Linked DNA regions of Homo sapiens: region 2 is linked to region 1. A link is a loop called in an ENCODE intact Hi-C map of the cell type or tissue named here. Cell type or tissue: Caco-2. All regions are shown on one strand. Links, peaks and the distances in the headings refer to the core of each region. The heading gives the core; the rest is flanking DNA.

Region 1 (10,119 bases), core at 3,008-7,007:
GCCTACCGTTCTTTCTGTCTTTGAATTTGACTCCTCTAGGGACCTCCTGTAAGAGGAGTCACACGATATTTGTCCTTTTGTGATTGGCTTATTTCACCGAGCCTAATGTCCGCTAGGTTCACCTGCGCCGCAGCAACTGTCAGACTTCCCCTCCTTTTGAAGGCTGAGTAATATTCCATTGTGCGGATGGAGCGCGTGTTGCTTATCCACTCACCTGTTGACCCATGCCTGAGTTGTTTCCACCTTTTGGCCTGTGTGAATGGTGCTGCTGTGAACATGGGCATAGAAGTATCTGGGTCCAGGCCGGGCGCGGTGGCTCACGGCTGTAATCCCAGCACTTTGGGAGGCCGAGGCGGGCGGATCATGAGGTCAGGAGATCGAGACCATCCTGGCTAACAAGGTGAAACTCTGTCTCTACTAAAAATACAAAAATTAGCCAGGCGTGGTGGCGGGCACCTGTAATCCCAGCTACTCGGGAGGCTGAGGCAGGAGAATGGCGTGAACCCGGGAGGCGGAGCTTGCAGTGAGCCGAGATGGCGCCACTGCACTCCAGCCTGGGCGACAGAGCAAGACTCTGTCTCAAAAAATAAATAAATAAATAAAAATAGAAGTATCTGGGTCCCCGCCTTCAGTTCCTTGGGGTGTATACCCAGAAGTGGGCTTGCAGGGTCATGTGATAAGTCCTGTTTTTGATTTTTTGGGGACCCACGGTACTGTTTTCTGTGGGACATCTGTTGGTTTTTGAGAAGCACCTGCTGGCACTGACGGCAGTCTTGGGGAACACAGGTGCTCCTGCCAGAGTCCTCACCTTCTGCTCACATTGCAGAAGGCCCCCTGCTGAGGCCGGCTGGCCGGAGGACCACCCCGCAGACCACGCGCCCGGGGCCTGGCACCGAGAGGGAGGCCCCGATCAGCAGGCGGAGGCGACACCCTGATGACGCTGGCCAGTTCGCCGTCGCTCTGGTCATCATTTACCGCACCCTGGGGCAGCTCCTGCCCGAGCGCTACGACCCCGACCGTCGCAGCCTCCGGTAAGGCCTGGGCACGGGGCACACGGGGAGGGCCCGTTCTGGAGGCTCCTGAGGCTTCCACAGGTCAAAATCCTGATCCTGATCAAGCACAGGTCTTCACAGTGACATTTCACCGTGACCCTGGCCCAGAGACAGAGACCATTGCCTTGTGGTGGTCCTTGGAGGGAGATTCTGGGTCTGCCACAGGATACCACACCCTGGAACATTGCACACCCTTTGCCTGGGCTCATCCTGGTGTTTGTGCCAGAAATGCCCCCTCCCCAGCATACACCCCATCTTGTGCCCAGAGGGACCCCATTCTGTCCCCACACACCTGGCCCAAGGCTGTCATGGGTAGTGCCTGCTGCTGGCCCCGGGGTTAGGTCTGCTCAGCTAGTCCTGGCTGGAAAGGATGAATGTCCCAGAAGCAGCTTTGCAACCTGCTCGGTGGGAGCAGCCCAAGGCTCCGCCCTCCTTCTTCCTGCCATTTCCCAGATACTTCCCTGGCTCTGGGATCCTCGTGTTCACGTGGTTCTCAGTGACTGGGTGATTCATCCCCATGAGCTGCCATTATTTTGGTGTCTTTTGCTGGACACTGAAACCATCCCCTGTGATTCTGCCATTAGCTATTATGGGCTGTGACATCTTTGCACCTGTGCCTTCTCTTTCTTTTTAAATTTCTGAAGTCCCAATTTGACCCAAAGGTGACACCTCTCTCTGTGTGCCCTGTCAGTGATAAAACCTGCTCTAGGGATGAAGATACTGTGGGGTCCGTGGGTCCGAGCTCTCGGAGTGTGATTCTGTCTCCCCTAGAAACACATCATGGCGTGTCCTCAGGGCATTTGTGCGCGGGATTTAAGCAGATGTTTCCTCACCGTGTTTGTCCCCATGCTCTGGCTTCTTGACCTCAGGTTGCCTCACCGGCCCATCATTAATACCCCGATGGTGAGCACGCTGGTGTACAGCGAGGGGGCTCCGCTCCCGAGACCCCTGGAGAGGCCCGTCCTGGTGGAGTTCGCCCTGCTGGAGGTGGAGGAGCGAACCAAGCCTGTCTGCGTGTTCTGGAACCACTCCCTGGCGTAAGTGTGACGCCAGGAGCCCCATGTGAGGGCTTTGCCAAGGCAGAGTGCCCCCGCAGGGTCGGGGGCTCAGTGGCAGAGCGCCCCAAGAGGACGGTCTCTTGTGGTCTGTGTTTCCCCTTTAAGTCCCCCGTGGGGGCAGTGAGCCTCCTGCTCTGCTTCTGTGGGAATATCAGAGTCCTCCCCTAGATGTCCACACACAGATGCACACAGACCTGCACGTGGAGATACAGATGTGCAGGCGCACAGAGAGATCCCTCAAGGCTGACACCCAGGAAGGGGACCCCTCACCTGCGGGACTCCCGACATGCAGCGGCCAACACTAGTGTAGTGCCCAGTTCACCGCCGGATAAGACAGGCCCATTCCGGTCACACACGGGAGACAGAACCCAGAGACTGGCCTAAGAGCCCATCTGCTGACGGTCTTGCCCGAGAGGCTGACACAGTCTAGCTGTGGGGACTGGCTTCACCCCCAAGAGGCCACACCTGGCCGCAGCACAGTTTATCTGGCCCGTTTCAGAAGCAGCGTCAGAGAGTCACAGAGTGGCGAACGCAGGAGAATCTGTGCGCGAGAATCTGTGTTCTAGCATCCATGCAAGCGAGGGAAAGGCGTTTCGTCGTTAGAAAAATGCAAAATGAGTGATTCTCACCCACACGTGAGACTGGATTCAGCACCACAGTGTGGCTCCCGTCTGCTGGGAGCCAGTAGTGTTTGTGCTTTGGTTTTGCTTTTTAGCTGCAGAGTTCACGTGAGGTGTGGACATTTGAGTTGCTCTATCGTTACAGGGAGCTTGCCTTTTCTCTGCTGGTTGGTTTTCACTTTTGCTGTCTCTGTTTAGAAGAAGGCACTGGAACGGGGGTGTGGTGGGAAGGGCCCTGTTGCCGGGATGGGAGCACAGTCAGGGAGGGGAAGACCCACTGCCTCCCCACACACCGGGAGGGAGTGCCGGGAAGGGGAGACGCCATGCAGGAGTCAGGCTTGAATCTGCGGAGCGTTGTGCATCTGGGGACGTCTGTGCAGCAGGAACGCTGCCCCCATCACAGTTGCCCTGGGCACAGTGAGGAGCCGTGAGTGGGGGCTGTGCTGGGGGTGGCGCTATGGTGAGCGAGCCCGGTTAGCCCAGCCTCATTCTTCTCCTGCTTCTGTGCTTTCCAAGTTCTAGTTAATAAGCAACCAGCATGGCACCTGGAATGTAGTAGGCGCTTGGCTTATAAAAGAGAGAAGAAAGGAACCCATTCCACCACGACGGACGTCAGGCCCGGCTGTCTGTCTTGGGCATTCATCTGCGTCCTGGCAATTAGCTCCAGCTCTAATGACCTGCTCTCTGCTTTATGTTGCACTTATTATTCCCAGATTGTAAAGTTTGTGCCAAACATATTAATGCTAACATCCCATTTTACAGATTAGCAAAGTAAGGATCTGAGAGGTTATGTGATTTTTCCCAGAGTCTGCGAGGGCAGGGCCCTGTCTGAAGCTGAGACACACCTTATAACACCTTGTTATTTGGGGCTTCCCATCAGTAAAACGGGAGTCATAATGGGGCCCTGGCTTCTGGGCAGTTCCCATAAAACATTGTGCAATCTGAAGATGAAAGTGTCAGAGGAAGGTGAGATGTCCTTTCTGAGAGCGTCTGCCCTCAGAAGGAGACGGGACCGCATCGCAGCTGTGTGAACCCCGGGCAGTGGTTCCAGCAGCGGGGCGGACGCGAGACAGCCCCATTTGAGTTTTGCTGCTAGATGGCACGTAGAACTTGAACTTCAGAGGGTGCTCCTTGGAGGCCCTGACCAGACACAGAAGGGAAGGGAGACTGTTCCCATGGTCCTGCCTCCGCGGCAGTGAGGCTGCTCTTCTTACAGCCAGGTGGCTCTTGTCTTCGGTGTAGGGGGCTGGTGAGGAACACGGTGGGGAGCAGCCTGCGAGGGCGCTGGGCTTTCAGCACTCACGGCACCTGCTGTTTGGTTTGGCCAGGATGGCCTGGGAGCCCCCAGGGCTGGGCAAAGGCTGCCCTTTACAGACTCATGGGCAGAGGGAACCGTCTTACCCCTGCCCCTTCTCTGTCCTCTCCGCAGCGTTGGTGGGACGGGAGGGTGGTCTGCCCGGGGCTGCGAGCTCCTGTCCAGGAACCGGACACATGTCGCCTGCCAGTGCAGCCACACAGCCAGCTTTGCGGTGCTCATGGATATCTCCAGGCGTGAGGTGGGCATCCTCCCGTGGCCACTGTGCCCTCTGGGCCTACCGCCAAACCTGCCCCTCCCCCCCAAACCTGCACCTCCCCGCCAAACCTGCCCGTCCTCAAACCTGCTGAGCCTGCCCCCAAATCTGTCCCCTCCTCAAACTAAATCTTCCATTCTAAGTGCTTGGAACAAAACAAATCAACCGATTAAAACACATATTCGAGGATTGGCCAGAGTCTGAGGATTTCCATAACAAAGCCCCATTATAAGGGTTTTCAGAGAGCCCTGGTTATGTATTAAACCCCGGAATGGCAGACCCAAAGCTCAGGCTCCGAGGAGCTCTCGGAACCTGCCCCTCACTTCAGTGCGGGTCTGTTGGACGGTGCCGCTCCCCACCTGCTTTGATCCTAAGGGAGGTGACAGCTGCTGGGCGCTCTCCCTCGGGGCCACACGCAGGGCAGCAGGACAAAAGGCTGGGCGGCTAATGTTTAACCTCTGGCATTTTAAGCGGCCTGGGAATGTGAGCCGGCCATTGTGGGCTGCAGATGAATTGGGGAATGGCCCGAGCGCTGTCCTGGCCTCCCGTTATCCAGACAGGAGGGAGGTGGGAGCCAGCCTGGCCATGGCCTGTGTGGGACCCTGGGGTCTAGGAGTCAGAACCAGGGGCCTGGGTAGCCTCCCCCGGCCCCTCCCCGGGGTTGCACTGTGGCTCAAGGGCCCAGGCCACTGTCCTTTCCGAGGGCTTTTTGATGTGAAGTGGCCCTGGTTTCTGTCACATTCTTGGAAGGGTGAGTCAGCCCTCAGGCGGGGCTGGAGGAGGGCAGCGGCCTCTTGTGCAATATGCAGGTGAAGCTGACCCGCCTCTGCCCCTGTCTCATGGGCAAATGTCACTCCCCAGCAGGACCCAGCCTGGAGACGGGGTCAGTGATTAGTGGAGTTTGTTCATATGTGGGCGGGGTTGGGGCTTGTCTCATGGCCAGGATGCCAGGTGACATGTGGGCCAAGGAAGCTGAAATTGAGGCAGAAGAAAGGAGGCTGGAGTGAGAGTCCGAGGCTCCCATGGCCTGGGCGCCCCAAAGCCAGAGGTCTCTGAACGGCCCCCAAGCCAGTGGAGGGAGCCTGGCGTGCTGCCGCAGGCCCCAGGGATGCCCAGGGCCCAGGGCATTGAAGGAGCCTCAGGAGGGGCAGTTCCAGGCCCAGAGCCATGAGCACTCGGCCTCCCCAGCCCAGCCTGATCCTGCCAGCCTTGATCGTTTCATAAGCAAGTGTGTAATTTATCTCTGTTATGCAATGACCAGATCTGAGCCTCGGCCCTTACCTTCTCTCCTGCCTTTAACCCTCCTGCCCATAGAACGGGGAGGTCCTGCCTCTGAAGATTGTCACCTATGCCGCTGTGTCCTTGTCACTGGCAGCCCTGCTGGTGGCCTTCGTCCTCCTGAGCCTGGTCCGCATGCTGCGCTCCAACCTGCACAGCATTCACAAGCACCTCGCCGTGGCGCTCTTCCTCTCTCAGCTGGTGTTCGTGATTGGGATCAACCAGACGGAAAACCCGGTATGGCCACTCTGCTCCCCTCCCCACTGTCTGGGCCGCAGCTTGGAGCAGCTACCATAGTCCTGTCCTGGCCACTCCAAGCACCCTGGCTAGCTCCTCCTCACCACCCCCACCTCTGCTTCACAGATGCCCTTTCAGGAACGTGCCTGGTCACAGGCTGTGGGTGGAGATGTGGGATTCACTGGCAGGCCCAAGCACTTTGACTCTATTGGGAGATGGGGGGCCCTTTCTTTCTTTCTTTCTTTTTTTTTTTTTTTGAGAGTCTCGCTCTGTCAATCCAGGCTGGAGTGAGATGGCACAATCTCAGCTCACTGCAACTTCCACCTCCCAGGTTCAAGTGATTCTTGTGTACATCCCCAGGAAAATACAACTCTTGTCAAAAGTGATTTAAGGGCAGTGGCTCATGCGTGTAATCCCACCAGGATCCCTTTGGGAGGCTGAGGCAGGCAGATCACTTGAGGTCAGGAAGACCAGCCTTGCCAACATGGTAAAACCCAATCTCTACTAAAAATACAAAAATTAGCTGGGCGTGGTGCCGGGCACCTGTAATCCCAGCTACTCAGGAGGCTGAGGCAGGAGAATTGCTTGAGCCTGGGAGGCAGAGGTTGCAGTGAGCAGAGATGGAGCCACTGCACTCCAGCCTGGGCAATAGAGCGAGACTGTCTCAAAACAAAACAAAATGATTTAAGATGTAGAAAGACTAAATAGTCCTCTCACCGTTAGAGAATTTGCATTGCAGTATAAAAACCACGGCCAGGTTGGGTTTATCTTAGGAATGCAAGGATGGTTTAACATTTTAAAAATCTATGAATGCCATTTACCTCACCAGTACATTTAAGGGAAAAATATTATTTTTCTCAGAAATGAATGTACAAAAGAATTTTGATAAATGTTATGCTCATTAATGATTAGAAAGAAAGAAAAACCTTTGAACAGACTAGGACTAGGGGAAACTTTAATCTAATGAAGACATCTACAGAAAACCTGCAGTTGCAATAAATAACAATGGGAAGATACTGGAGGCATCCCCTGTAACATCAGGAACCCACTCACGTTCACCACTGTGGTGCAGGGTGGCCTTGCCAGTGCAATGAATAAGGAAAACAAAAGCATAGAGATCAGAAAGGAAGAAACAAAGCTGTCATTATTAGGTAACATGAAGGATCTCATAGAAAAAATCTAAAATAGTCTACAGGCACGTTATGAGAAACAATTAGGCTGGGCACGTTGGTTCATGCCTGTAATCCCAGCACTTTAGGAGGCCGAGGCAGGCAGATCACTTGAGGTCAAGGAGTTCGAGGCCAACCTGGCCAACATGGTGAAACCCTGTCTTTACTAAAAATACAAAGATTAGCTGGGCATAGTGGTACGCACCTGTAATCCCAGCTACTTGGGAGGCTGAAACATGAGAATCGCTTGAACCCGGGAGGCAGAGGTTGCAGTGAGCTGAGATGGTGCCACTGCACTCTGGCCTGGACAATAGAGTGAGACCCTGTCTCAAAAAAAAAAAAAAAAAAAAAAGAGCCTGGCAGCAGGTGGACGACGGGCAGAAGATCAGAGCAGTCTGATAATGCGCAGGCCTGGGAGGTGGGGTGGAGACCCAGAACTGAAGCCAGGGCACTGGGCACGGGGAGAAAGGAGGGACAGGACCAACCGGTTATGGAGCAGGCAGGAAGGAGGAGTCAGGGGAGTTTGACGTCTCCAGAAGGGAGAATGAGTAGTTGAAGGTACCACCCATTGAGAGGCAGGGTCTGGGTGAGATGGGACACCTGCAGAGGCCAAGGAAGGTGTGGCGCATGAGCCAGGGAGGCCGCCTCCAACTCGTGGGTGGAGACGGTGTCTGTGGGGCTGGACCGGCCCTGGGAAGGGAAACGGAATAAAAAGACCAGGCTGGAACCTTCCGGCGAGCTGCTCAGGGCCACGTGCAGACCTGAGCTGCTCCTCCTTTTTTACGGCAAGCGGTGGGACCAGACCCCTCTTACCTCAAGAGGGAAGGCAGGCACCCCCACCTCGCAGGTCACCCTTGAGAAGCCTCCATGGCTTCCCAGCAGTGGTAGGTGGAGCACCAGGCCTGGCCCATGAAGGACGAGCCCCGAGGCGTGTGTCAGACCAGCCAGGGCCAACCTTCCCCGCCGCCTCCCAGGTGCTTCCCGAGGCCGAGGCCCCGGGCTGGCGGGGGCTCCGTGTGCGGGGCCCATATGGCAGGGTCGCTGCTCCTGCGGAGGGGTTTCTTCACATCCGCAGCCGGGCGCATCCCCGCAATGGGCACGTTCTCATCCGCGCATTGGTCTGGGAAGGCTCTGAGAAGTGTGCGGATTTCATCTCAAAACCCCTCTAGTGTGCTTTTGAGTGGCGTGAATGGGGGAGAGGGGAGTCGGTGCAGGCCACTCCCTGCAACTCAACACCCCAGCGAAACTGAGGCGGCCCCTGGGTTCCCACACTGACTCGTCGCCTGCCGGAGTGAGCGCTGTCCCGGCAGCCACGCACGGCTGAGCATGGAGAAGGAAAGGGCGACCCGGCAGCGTTCTAGGGGCTTGGCAGAGTGCCTGGGCTTTATGGTTTTTTTGTAAACCCACAATCCTATCTCTGGGCGAGGTTTTTCATCTCTCAGAGCGCTGGCAGGCTGAAATGATTTATTATGCATCCGCTTTTGTCTTTGTTCTATTTCTGGAAAAGGTGGTACATTGGTTAGGGAAGCAGGTACGACCCTGCTGCAGCCAGGATGGCACAGCCCTCGCACTTTGTTTTCAAAAGGTGGTTTCGTGGGTTTACTTTTCGCATTACTTGAAGCAGCCATCCAGCCAACCAACCTTCTCACCCCCTTCCTTTTCCTGAGCCAGTGTGATTTCCACTCAGGAAACCAGGGTGTTTGGTGTAGAGTTCTCCAGCCACACGCTCGCGCCTCCTTTCCTGACCGAGGCCACAGTCTGAGGCAAAGGGCCTGTCTCTGGCATAACTTGAGCCTGCGTTCCCTGCTTCGGTTCCTGCTCTGTTCCGTATCTGACAGATGCGATGCTGACTTGGGGCCCTCCCCACCTCGGGGGCGTTGTTTCTGGAGGGTGGCTGGCCCTTCGAGGCTGATGTGTCAGCAGGGGCACCCTTAGGGTGCCGTGACCCAGTGCCTGAGCAAAGTGGCCTTAAGCCTGGGGTTGAGGCGGGGGCCCTCGTTCTCCTCCTACGCTTCTGTGTCTGTTAAAGGGTATCTCCCTGGGACCCCCTGGTAGGGTGGACTGATGGGATGGCTGCTGAGGATTAGACAGTGTGTCCAGAGCAGGCCGGTTGGGGGTGGGGTCAGGGTGGTGGGACCCTCCCATTGCTCCTATTGCTCCCATTGCTCCCATCTCCCCCATCTCCCCCATCTCCCCCTTCTCCCCCATCTCCCCCATCTCCCCCTTCTCCCCCATCTCCCCATTCTCCCATTTGGCTGGTTCAGCCTCCCGGGACCCAGAGGGGAGCCTGCCATCCTCTCCCAGCTGGCGGCAGCTTTGGGAGCACTGGCTGGGGCAGCCTCTCCCAGAGCACTGGGCACGAAGCTGCCCCTCCCAGAGCGCTGGGCGTGAAGCTGCCCCCCCCACCCCAGAGCACTGGGTGTGAAGCTGCCCCCCCAACCCCGAGCACTGGGTGTGAAGCTGCCCCCCCGCCCCGCCCAGAGCACTGGGTGTGAAGCTGCCTTGGGGCCACATCTTCAAGTGCAGTTCCGGGGCATGTGGGACTGGGTTTGTGTTCATGGCCTCAGAGACTAGTCTCTCTCTGTCATTCTCACACTGCTTTCTGTGTCCAGGCAGGCAGGGCTGGCTCACCTGCTGGCTCAGCTGCTCCGTGGATGTTGATTTTCAATTCCTGGCTCTCAGCCATTGGCCAGACATGTAGCCCTGCTCAGCTGAGGACAGACACATAGGGTGGTCCGAATTGTGAGCTCTCCCATCCCCCACCCCTCACTCATGCCTGTCTGACCTCAGCCTGGGATGCAGGGGCCCTTGCTGAGCGGCCCCTCCCTGCGCAGTTTCTGTGCACAGTGGTTGCCATCCTCCTCCACTACATCTACATGAGCACCTTTGCCTGGACCCTCGTGGAGAGCCTGCATGTCTACCGCATGCTGACCGAGGTGCGCAACATCGACACGGGGCCCATGCGGTTCTACTACGTCGTGGGCTGGGGCATCCCGGCCATTGTCACAGGTGAGGATGCACAGAGTGGCCCTGCATAAAACCACAGATTTCCAACAGACCCCAGCTGTGCAGGAACGCTGCCCTCCTTTCTCTTCCCTGCCCAGCCCCAATGCTTGTCCAGCCCCCAGCAGAGG
Region 2 (10,119 bases), core at 4,117-8,116, 150 kb before region 1:
TCGCACACTGCGCATGTCCTAATCAACGTCACTGATGCCAACACCCACAGGCCTGTCTTTCAGAGCTCCCATTACACAGTGAGTGTCAGTGAGGACAGGCCTGTGGGCACCTCCATTGCTACCCTCAGTGCCAACGATGAGGACACAGGAGAGAATGCCCGCATCACCTACGTGATTCAGGACCCCGTGCCGCAGTTCCGCATTGACCCCGACAGTGGCACCATGTACACCATGATGGAGCTGGACTATGAGAACCAGGTCGCCTACACGCTGACCATCATGGCCCAGGACAACGGCATCCCGCAGAAATCAGACACCACCACCCTAGAGATCCTCATCCTCGATGCCAATGACAATGCACCCCAGTTCCTGTGGGATTTCTACCAGGGTTCCATCTTTGAGGATGCTCCACCCTCGACCAGCATCCTCCAGGTCTCTGCCACGGACCGGGACTCAGGTCCCAATGGGCGTCTGCTGTACACCTTCCAGGGTGGGGACGACGGCGATGGGGACTTCTACATCGAGCCCACGTCCGGTGTGATTCGCACCCAGCGCCGGCTGGACCGGGAGAATGTGGCCGTGTACAACCTTTGGGCTCTGGCTGTGGATCGGGGCAGTCCCACTCCCCTTAGCGCCTCGGTAGAAATCCAGGTGACCATCTTGGACATTAATGACAATGCCCCCATGTTTGAGAAGGACGAACTGGAGCTGTTTGTTGAGGAGAACAACCCAGTGGGGTCGGTGGTGGCAAAGATTCGTGCTAACGACCCTGATGAAGGCCCTAATGCCCAGATCATGTATCAGATTGTGGAAGGGGACATGCGGCATTTCTTCCAGCTGGACCTGCTCAACGGGGACCTGCGTGCCATGGTGGAGCTGGACTTTGAGGTCCGGCGGGAGTATGTGCTGGTGGTGCAGGCCACGTCGGCTCCGCTGGTGAGCCGAGCCACGGTGCACATCCTTCTCGTGGACCAGAATGACAACCCGCCTGTGCTGCCCGACTTCCAGATCCTCTTCAACAACTATGTCACCAACAAGTCCAACAGTTTCCCCACCGGCGTGATCGGCTGCATCCCGGCCCATGACCCCGACGTGTCAGACAGCCTCAACTACACCTTCGTGCAGGGCAACGAGCTGCGCCTGTTGCTGCTGGACCCCGCCACGGGCGAACTGCAGCTCAGCCGCGACCTGGACAACAACCGGCCGCTGGAGGCGCTCATGGAGGTGTCTGTGTCTGGTGAGTGGCCGTCGGGGTGGGAGGAGTAGCTCCTGATGGGCCTCCTGGAGAGCCTCAGGAACCCGCCAAGGGCTCCGCCTGGCATGCCGGGGCGCAATTGGGCCGGGCCCGGGCAACTCTGCAAGGATTTGTTGCCGCCGGTTGGATGCTGGGGGTGGGCGCCCGGCCTAGGCCCAGCGAGGGGGAGAGGCACCGCGCCGCTTCCGTCAGCATTTTCCTGGGAGCAGGCCTGCGGTTCTCCCAAGTTCAAGACCGGGGATCAGCGCCTTCCTCAGCAGGCTAGTGGCTCCTGAGTACAGCTATTAAAAAGTGGCCTCCAGGTGATCTGGGTCACAGGATTTGCTTGGAGATGCTCTTTCGTCAGCCAGCCACAGGGCTCTCTGGGAAGATCAGAGGTCACTGCCCCTTCCCAGTGCCAATTAATTCCAGGGTGGGACCGTTGGAATTGTCAGATGGGTCCCTGAGTCACCCTATAATGCAGCCGGTGTTCCCTTGGTCTGGCTTTTCTGTCTCCTGCAGATAATAACAGTCGGGCTTAGGTGTGTAGGGCTTTGTGCAAGCTCTTTGAAAAGCATAGCCTCATTTGATCTTGGCTTCTGCTCCTGGATGCGGGCTTGTAATTTGGGTGCTGTTGAAGAGGCCTGCCCAGTTAGTGGTGGAGCCAGTGTGGGCACCTCGCTCACCTGCTCTGGGGCTGGAGGTGAACAGGAGGGAGAGGAAACCTTGGCTCAGCAGTCAGAAGTTTGGCCGGTCCTCTATGCCTCTGACCCTGTGTGCCGGGGCTGGTCTGCGGTGCTGGGGAGGGGGACTAATAGAAAGTGTTGGAATTGGGAGACACAGAAGAGAGAGAAGAACTTCGAGGGGCCTGGGGGAACAGTAAAGGTCCCCCAGTGGCTCTTTGAGGTTTGCCTGACCGTGCATCCAAGGATGCTGGTGCAGGCAGGTGACCTTATTTATAAGCCCAAACTACTGCCAAGAAGAGCTCAGATTGGCTGGCTGTTTGAGTCAGTGTTTCAGAGAAATTGTTTAAACAGTGAGTTATTAGGATACAACTTTGCCACAGGAGCCCTGGAATAATTAAAAAGTTAACTTTCTGATTTGTTTCGTTTCCAAGGTTGGCTGTTATTCTGTAATATAGGAAGGGTTGGATAGCTAACAGCTTCCAGTTACAGTTTGCTTATAAGATGTGAAACTTACAGGTTCAGTTTTGGTATAATACAAACCTTCCGCACAATTTTGGCAGTACAGTCTATTTGTCGGTGAATATTTTAGGTTTGTGAGATTGTAAACGTGTAGAGAATATGGAATAGGCCCTTAAGGGCGAATTAACCGGGGTTATGGATATTCTTAGGAAGTTTTTCTTCTATACCACTTTATCTTATAGATAAAGCACAATGGGAAATTTGGCCTATTTAAAAATGACTTGGCCCAATAATAGGGTTTAGATTTAATGAGGGACGAGATAGTGGGAACAGATCCATGCTGGGGGCAGGGATGTTTTGTGTGTCTGTGGTATCAGTAATGTGGGCCCCCCCGCTGTTAGCCAGACAGCAGGGTTTAGGATGGATTCCCTTCCAAGGAGGTTGGTTCCTGAGAGCTGTCTCACCTGGGGCGCAGCTTAGACCACAGTTGAAAATGGGCTGGGGGCTCCACACTATGTAGTCATCCAGTCTCAGTCATCCAGTTATTGGCTCTGCTCCTTTGTGGACACACTCGTACTCTCGTGTAAATCAGGTGCTGTGTCCTCATGCATCCACACCACCCCCCAGACCACCACCGCCCCAACACACACCCGGATGACAGTGGTTACCTTTGACTGGGTTCCAGCAGGCGGTTTTCTTTACTCTTTTATTTGCGCTCTCATGTGTTTCCCTGGTAACCGGGAGCTGAGTGGTGTCATGCTGCTGCTCATTTTACAGATGCAGACACTGAGGCCCTGGGGTGTTGAGTGGCCTTCTCAGGACTGCACAGCCAGTGGGGGGCACTCGGCGTTAAACCACGATCCGCAGAAAGCAGCCCGCTCTTCGCATTCCCCTCTCTTCCTTTGGAGAACATTTTTGACGAATTAGTTGCTAAACTGAATTATTCCAGGGTCAAATGGGTGCTTTAAAGCAGGCATATGACCAGGCGCAGTGGCTCATGCCTGTAATCCCAGCACTGTGGGAGGCCGAGGCAGGTGGATCACCTGAGGTCAGGAGTTCAAGACCAACCTGGCCAACATGGTGAAACTCTGTCTTTGCTAAAAATACAAAAATTAGCCTGGTGTGGTGGCGAGCACCTGTAGTCCCAGCTACTCGGGAGGCTGAGGCAGGAAAATTGCTTGAATCTGGGAGGCGGAGGTTGCAGTGAGCCGAGATCCCACTGCTGCACTGTAGCCTGGGTGACAGAGTGAGACTGTCTCAAAATAAATAAATAAATAAATAAATAAATAAATAAATAAAAGGATGCGCAGAAATCTCAGACCATTCGACTAGGATTTAATGCTCCAAATAAGTAAATCACTATTGACTATAAGATCTATGGTTCCAGACAGCAAAGCACCGGATAGAAAACAGACCAAACAAAAAGATCAGCCCTTGAATTATCTGGAGGTTTTATTAAGGAACAATGCGGGGAAGCGGTGGTTTCAAACTCATCCACTGTTTTCAATGGAGTGTTGTTGCTTCCCCAGGATTTACAGCCATGCCCTAAAGCCTTTGATGCAATATGACCAGCCTGGAGGTGCTGTATGCAACAGGCCAGCCATCGACTACGTTTAGTGGGAGCCATTCCAGGAAGGGCTGCCAGCTTTCAGCAGAGGAGCCCAGGAGGGAGGAGCGCATCGGAGGGCAGGGCCTGGGAAGGCCCACGTGGTGGGGGCAGTTCATTTAGCCTGGCGTGGGGTTGAACACTGTGACTGTGACTAGATAGTTGTTGGTGGTTTTATGTAGCCCACCAAGGAGAAAACATTTTTTGAAAATTTTTTGAAGTCAGAAGATAGTGAAATTCAAATAGCTGCCAGTTTTGAATGACATCCAGCGATACAAGATGTTCATTTTTTGCGATAGTTTTTGAATGAGATTTTAAATTCTGTGATAGGAACTTTTTATTATGAGCTTGTATAAAGGCTGTGTTTGCGTTTTTCAGGGCAACGTGGCTGATGACCCAGTGGACAACTCAAGCCTTGAATGTGCTCTGCCTTCTTTCTGGACAGTGGTCTTTCAGAAACATTGACATTCTTTGTTTTATTTTTATTTTTGAAAAACAATTTATATATAATGAATTATATATAATATATAATATATGTTATAATGAATTATATATAAATTATATACACAAATTTATGTGTGTGTATATATATATGTGTGTGTGTGTGTATGAGACAGGGTCTTGCTCTCTTGCCCCAGCTGGAGTGCAGTGGCATGATCACGATTCATGTCAGCCTTGATCTCAGCTCATTGCACCACCACACCTGGCTGATTTTTTTTTTAATTATTTGTAATAGAGACAAGGTCTCACTATGTTATTCAGTCTGGTCTCCAACCTCTGAGCTCAAGTGATCCATCTGCCTTGGCCTCCCAAAGTGCTGAAATTATAGGCATGAGCCACTGTGCCTGGTTAGATGTATGTATTTATGAGGTACATGAGATATTCTGGCACAGGCATGCAATGTGTAATGATCACATCATGGAGAATGGGGTCTCCATCCCCTCAAGCATTTATCCTTTGTGTTATAAACAGTCCAATTATACTCTTTTAGTTATTTTTGAATGTACAATTAAATTATTATTGACTGTAGTCTCACTGTTGGGCTAAATACTAGGTCTTATTCTTTTTTTTTTTTTGAGATGGAGTCTCACTGTATCTCCCAGCCTAGAGTGCAGTGACATGATCTCGGCTCACTGCAACCTCTACCTCCTGGGTTCAAGTGATTATCCTACCTCAGCCTCCTGAGTACATTGGATTACAGGTGCACGCCACCACACCCAGCTAATTTTTGTATGTTTCTTAGAGACAAGGTTTCACCATGTTGGCCAGGCTGGTCTCGAACTCCTGACCTCAAGTGATCTGCCTGCCTTGGCCTCCCAAAGGGCTGGGATTACAGGCGTGAGCCACTGTGCCTGGCCTTATTCATTTTTTTAGCTATTTTTTTGTACCCATTGACCATCCACCTTCCTCCTGCTACCCCCTTCCCAGCTTCTGGTAACCATTCTTCTATTCTCTGTCCCCATGAGTTCAATTGCTTTGATTTTTAGATCTCACAAGCAAGTGTGAACGTGGGATATTTGTTTTTCTGTGCCTGGCTTATTTCACTTAACATAATGACCTCCAGTTCCATCCAGGTTGTTGCAAATGACAGGATCTCATTCTTTTTTTTTTTTGAAATGGAGTCTCACTCTGCTGCCCAGGCTGGAGTGCAGTGGCACCATCTCGGCTCACTGCAAGCTCCGCCTCCTGGGTTCACACCATTCTCCTGCCTCAGCCTCCTGAGTAGCTGGGACTACAGGTACCCGCCACCACACCCAGCTAATTTTTTTGTATTTTTAGTAGAGACGGGGTTTCACCGTGTTAGCCAAGATGGTGTCGATCTCCTGACCTCGTGATCCACCTGCCTTGGCCTCCCAAAGTGGTGGGATTATAGGCGTGAGCCACTGTGCCCGGCCCAGGATCTCATTCTTTTTTATTTTTATTTTATTTTATTTTATTTTATTTTATTTTGAGACAGAGTCTCGCTCTGTCGCCCAGGCTGGAGTGCAGTGGCGCGATCTCAGCTCACTGCAAGCTCCGCCTCCCGGGTTCACGCCGTTCTCCTGCCTCAGCCTCCCGAGTAGCTGGGACTACAGGCGCCCGCCACCACGCCCGGCTGATTTTTTTGTATTTTTAGTAGAGACAGGGTTTCACCGTGTTAACCAGGATGGCCTCGATCTCCTGACCTCGTGATCCGCCCGCCTCAGCCTCCCAAAGTGCTGGGATTACAGGCGTGAGCCACCGCGTCTGGCCTCATTCTTTTTTATAGTGGAATAGTACACCATGGTATATATGTACCACATTTCTTTTCTCCAGTCATCTGTGGCCGGGCCACGTCATTTTTAATTCACTTTGAGTGTGTGTCCGTGGGTGCAGGGCTGTAGGCCTCTTGTTGCAGAATGCGGAGCTTGGGAGAAAGGCGATGTCCCTGCCTCTCCTGCTGTGTGTGTTGCAGACCCATGGATGTAGGAAAGTGGCGTTTGTGGGTGAGAATGATTGGCGGATGAGTCATTCAGGCATGTCAGAAAATACTGAAACTCGGTGAAATAACAGGATTGAGTAACCTTCTCGCCGTTGACTTTGGTGGAGAGTGGATGGTATAAAGTCGTCTAGGCTTGATAAAGCTTCCCTAAGTGTTTGCCTAGTTAAATACAGGATATTGCAGTGGCTTTTAAACAGACGATTGCAAAGAAGGAAGTAGGGGCGGGCTACTGTTCAGGCATTGTCTGGATGCATGGCAGCGTGCTTTTCTGGAACTCACAGGGTAGGGAAGGATCGGACCTTTTTTTTTTTTTTTTTGAGACAGTCTTGCTCTGTCTCCCAGGCTGGAGTGCAATGGCATGATTTGGCTCACTGCAACCTCTGCCTCCCGGGTTCAAGTGATTCTCCTGCCTCAGCTGCCTCAGCTTCCCAAGTAGCTGGGATTATAGGTACCCGCCATCATGCCTGGCTAATTTTTGTATTTTTGTAGAGATGGGGTTTCACCATGCTGGCCAGGCTGGTCTCCAACTCCTGACCTCAGGCTATCCGCCCGCCTCAGCCTCCCAAAATGCTGGGATTACAGGCGTGAGCCACCGCTCCCAGCCTGGGTCGGACCATCTTAAATTGCTTCAGTGGCCAAGCAGGATTCTGCCAGTGTCAAACCTTCCCAGGAGAGTTCAGTGCTTTTGGCAATGAGTTAACCATTTCAGAGCTCTGATAAGTCTGGAGACAGTGGCTTGCTCATACCTTGAGAAACACTGCCTCAGAAATAAGGAGTGTTGGTTTGTTTATTGAGCACCTGCTGTGTGCGAAAGCCGGGAGAGCCAGTGTGGTCCTGACTTCTGCGGCTGGGTGGAGATGGACCATCCGATGAGCAAGGGGGCTGAGCTCAGGGGTAGAGTGGTGACACCAGGTGCAGGCAAGGGCGGGCTGGGACTCTTCTCTACCCCCCTGGACGTGTGCAGTGTGTGATGGGCAGGGAGACCGGGAGTCAGATGGATCCCCCGGGTCGAGAGAGGGCTGACTGTGGAGGGTTTGGTGGGCCCCCTCGGGAGGATTTAGGCAAGAGCTGGGTCCCATGTCCCAGCTGCTGGGCGGTGAGAGTGGAGGGGAGGGAAGCTGGGGACATCATGCTTGCTCCAGCATGGGGGTGGCTGAGGAGGGCTTTGCCAGCTTAGATGGTCAGACACATCTCAGCCGATGTGCTCCATGTGCCGGGAACCCTCCCAGGCTCTGCAGGCCCCATCGCTTGCAGTTTTCCAGCCGCCACACTGTGGTATGGAAAGTACCGTCGCCACCTCCATCCTAGAGATGAGCAAACCAAGGACAGGGCTCCCAGGGCACCAGCTTGTGATGGCAGCAGTGGGATTTGAACCTGGACCGGGCAGCTCCTAAGGCATGTTCCCTGTCTGTGCCTTCCAGAAAAAACTGGCTCTGGGAGGATGAGAGTGAAACTGAGAGAGGTTCGTTCCCTGAGCCAGAGTCCTTACCGGGAATCGGCTTTGGTGAGAAGACGTGAGGCCATTTTTGGCCCCGTGTGGCTGGGCGTCTTTGAGAGTGTCCTGAAGTTGATTGTGTGTGCAGGTCCAGACTGGGGAGACCAGCTCAGGTTATGGACACAGAAGTGAGGGTGCTGGCAGTTAGGAGGGGACCCAGGCCCAGCCTTGAGGAGCCATGGCCCGAATAGCCTCCTGGGTGGGGAACAGTCTGCTTGGGAGCTGGAGCAGGAATAACCACGTGCAGGGGAGGGCCCACGGGTGCAGGCCCTGGAGGCTGAGGGAGGGCGAGTGTCTCCGAGGGGGTCATCCGTGATGGATGCCGTCTGGCGGTTGGAGAGCCTGGGGACAGAGATGTGATGGGTTAGCCAAGGGCAGGTCCTTGGTGGCCTCTGTGAGATCTGAGTGGAGTGGTTTGGGGGTGCCTCTGAGAAGCAAATGACAAGGTTGCTGGCATGAGTGGGATGGGAACAGGACCCAGCCTCAGAGGGAAGGCAGGGTGTCATGGGGACAGGCCTGCACAAGGCTGAGCTAAAGGCCCAGCAGAGTTGGCGGGTTACGCACAGCACCTAGCTGTCCTGCAGCCTAGCGTGGCACTGGCCCGTCTCAGGGGCTTTGGGAGTGGGCAGTGTCAGGTCTTCCTCATTGTCTCCCAAAGGGCTACTGTGGCCAAGCTTCGTAGACGGGTTTGCCAGGACAGTAACTTCTGCCTCTCTCTGAGTCATCAGACCTGGAGGGAATGGAGGAGCAGGAGGCGGACGGGAAAAAGGGGCCTGGGAGAATGGAAGGGGCCACAGGTCCACGGGACATGGACTCACCAGGGCAGGGCGCCCACCTCAGCACCAGCTGCCCGGGGACAAGAGGTCTATGTCTGGCCCCATGTACCGACCAGGGTGTTGAGAGACCATTTTTAAAAGTCTAGGTGAAGTAGCAGGCAGGTGAAACTCCGGGCAAGTTCCCAAAGCCCTGGGCAGGAGCCGGCAGGAGGGGCGGTGCTGGCCACGCCTGGAGCGGGCCCATGTTGCTGGGCGTGCCAGAACCCCACGCTGGCCCCAGTGTCGCTGCTGAAGGGTCCCCTTGGGTTTGGGCTGGTGCCTGTGCCTGCACATTTTGAAACCCGATAGCAGAACCTGTTGAGGAAGGGGATAGGTGGGTAGATGGGGTCTGGGGCCCCTGGCAGCGGCCACCTTAGCTGGGGTGTGGCCTGTGGCCCGGTGCCACGGGGCTCATCCCTGCCAGCACTTGGATTCAAACAGAATTAGATGTTATCTTCTGGGTGCAGCATGTAGAAAGCAGTCCTGAGTTTGGTGTGATTTCTTCAGTTCACAGCCTTGGGGGAAATCGTTTTCTAATTTTTTCTTCTTTTCCTGTAACCTGAACACACGGGTTCATATAAATGCCCCAAATTCCCTAGAATGAAATTCCTTAATGCTGGGAGGGGTTGTAGTAAACAACCCTCTTTTTTTTTTTTTTGAGACAGAGTTTTGCTTTTGTTGCCCAGGCTGGAGTGCAATGGTGCGATCTCAGCTCACTGCAACCTCTGTCCCCTGGGTTCAAGCGATTGTCCTGCCTCAGCCTCCCGAGTAGCGGAGATGACAGGCGCGCACCACCACACCCGGCTAATTTTGTATTTTTAGTAGACATGGGGCTTTCTCCGTGTTGGTCAGGCTGGTCTTGAACTCCCGACCTCAGGTGATCTGCCCGCTTCGGCCTCCCAAAGTGTTGGGATTATAGGCGTGAGCCACCACGCCCAGCCGTAAACGACCCTCTTTAATTCAGTGACCCAGCCTTCCTCTTGCTTGTTTTGGGAGGAAATTCAGGTGGAAGTTCAAGCCATGAGGGTCCAGAGGCCAGTCTTGCAGTAGTGGCCGCTCCTCTTGGAGGCCCCTGGGCTTCCCTGTCCTGAAGCCTGTGGACCTGGGGCCTGGTAGGCGGTGTGGATTATTTCTGGAATGAGCCGGAGGGGACCCTCGGAGGGGTGAGGGGAGGGGGCTGCCTGCCAGGTGGAGGGCCCAGTGCCTTTACTTGGGGTACAAGGGGAGCTGCGCAGAAGCACGGACAGCCCCCAGGAGCCGTTTTCGTTTCCTCCCACACGTGCTGAGGGACTCGCCCTGGTGAAGGGATGGGCATTTTTCAGGAAAACACCAGTGACTGAATTCTTAGGCTTTTGCTTCGGGT

Evidence for each region. Peaks named below come from ENCODE experiments on the same cell type or tissue, not always from the same donor. Only the 100,000 strongest peaks of a DNase experiment are listed, where the experiment ranks them.
Region 2: a loop joins it to region 1, with 10 times the contacts of the local background. A loop is called at or near these places in 13 of 110 quality-filtered maps.

What each region holds. Positions count from the first base shown.
Region 1 is chr22:46,372,758-46,382,876 of GRCh38, reverse strand. It overlaps CELSR1 (cadherin EGF LAG seven-pass G-type receptor 1), which reads left to right. Exons shown (of 35, transcript NM_001378328.1): 21 at 827-1,031; 22 at 1,922-2,089; 23 at 4,160-4,286; 24 at 5,616-5,816; 25 at 9,820-9,994. Among named protein-coding and RNA genes, the nearest start is that of TRMU, 42 kb to the right of the region's middle. RefSeq lists enhancers at 786-1,285, 4,951-5,245, 4,696-5,895 and a silencer at 4,951-5,245. In Caco-2, for the core only: no CTCF peak of the experiment used is centred there; DNase peaks (open chromatin) are centred at 3,255, 3,634, 4,716 and 5,116; H3K4me3 peaks cover 182 bases.
Region 2 is chr22:46,524,745-46,534,863 of GRCh38, reverse strand. It overlaps CELSR1 (cadherin EGF LAG seven-pass G-type receptor 1), which reads left to right. Exons shown (of 35, transcript NM_001378328.1): 1 at 1-1,237. Among named protein-coding and RNA genes, the nearest start is that of CELSR1, 7.8 kb to the left of the region's middle. RefSeq lists an enhancer at 6,147-6,648. In Caco-2, for the core only: no CTCF peak of the experiment used is centred there; a DNase peak (open chromatin) is centred at 6,453.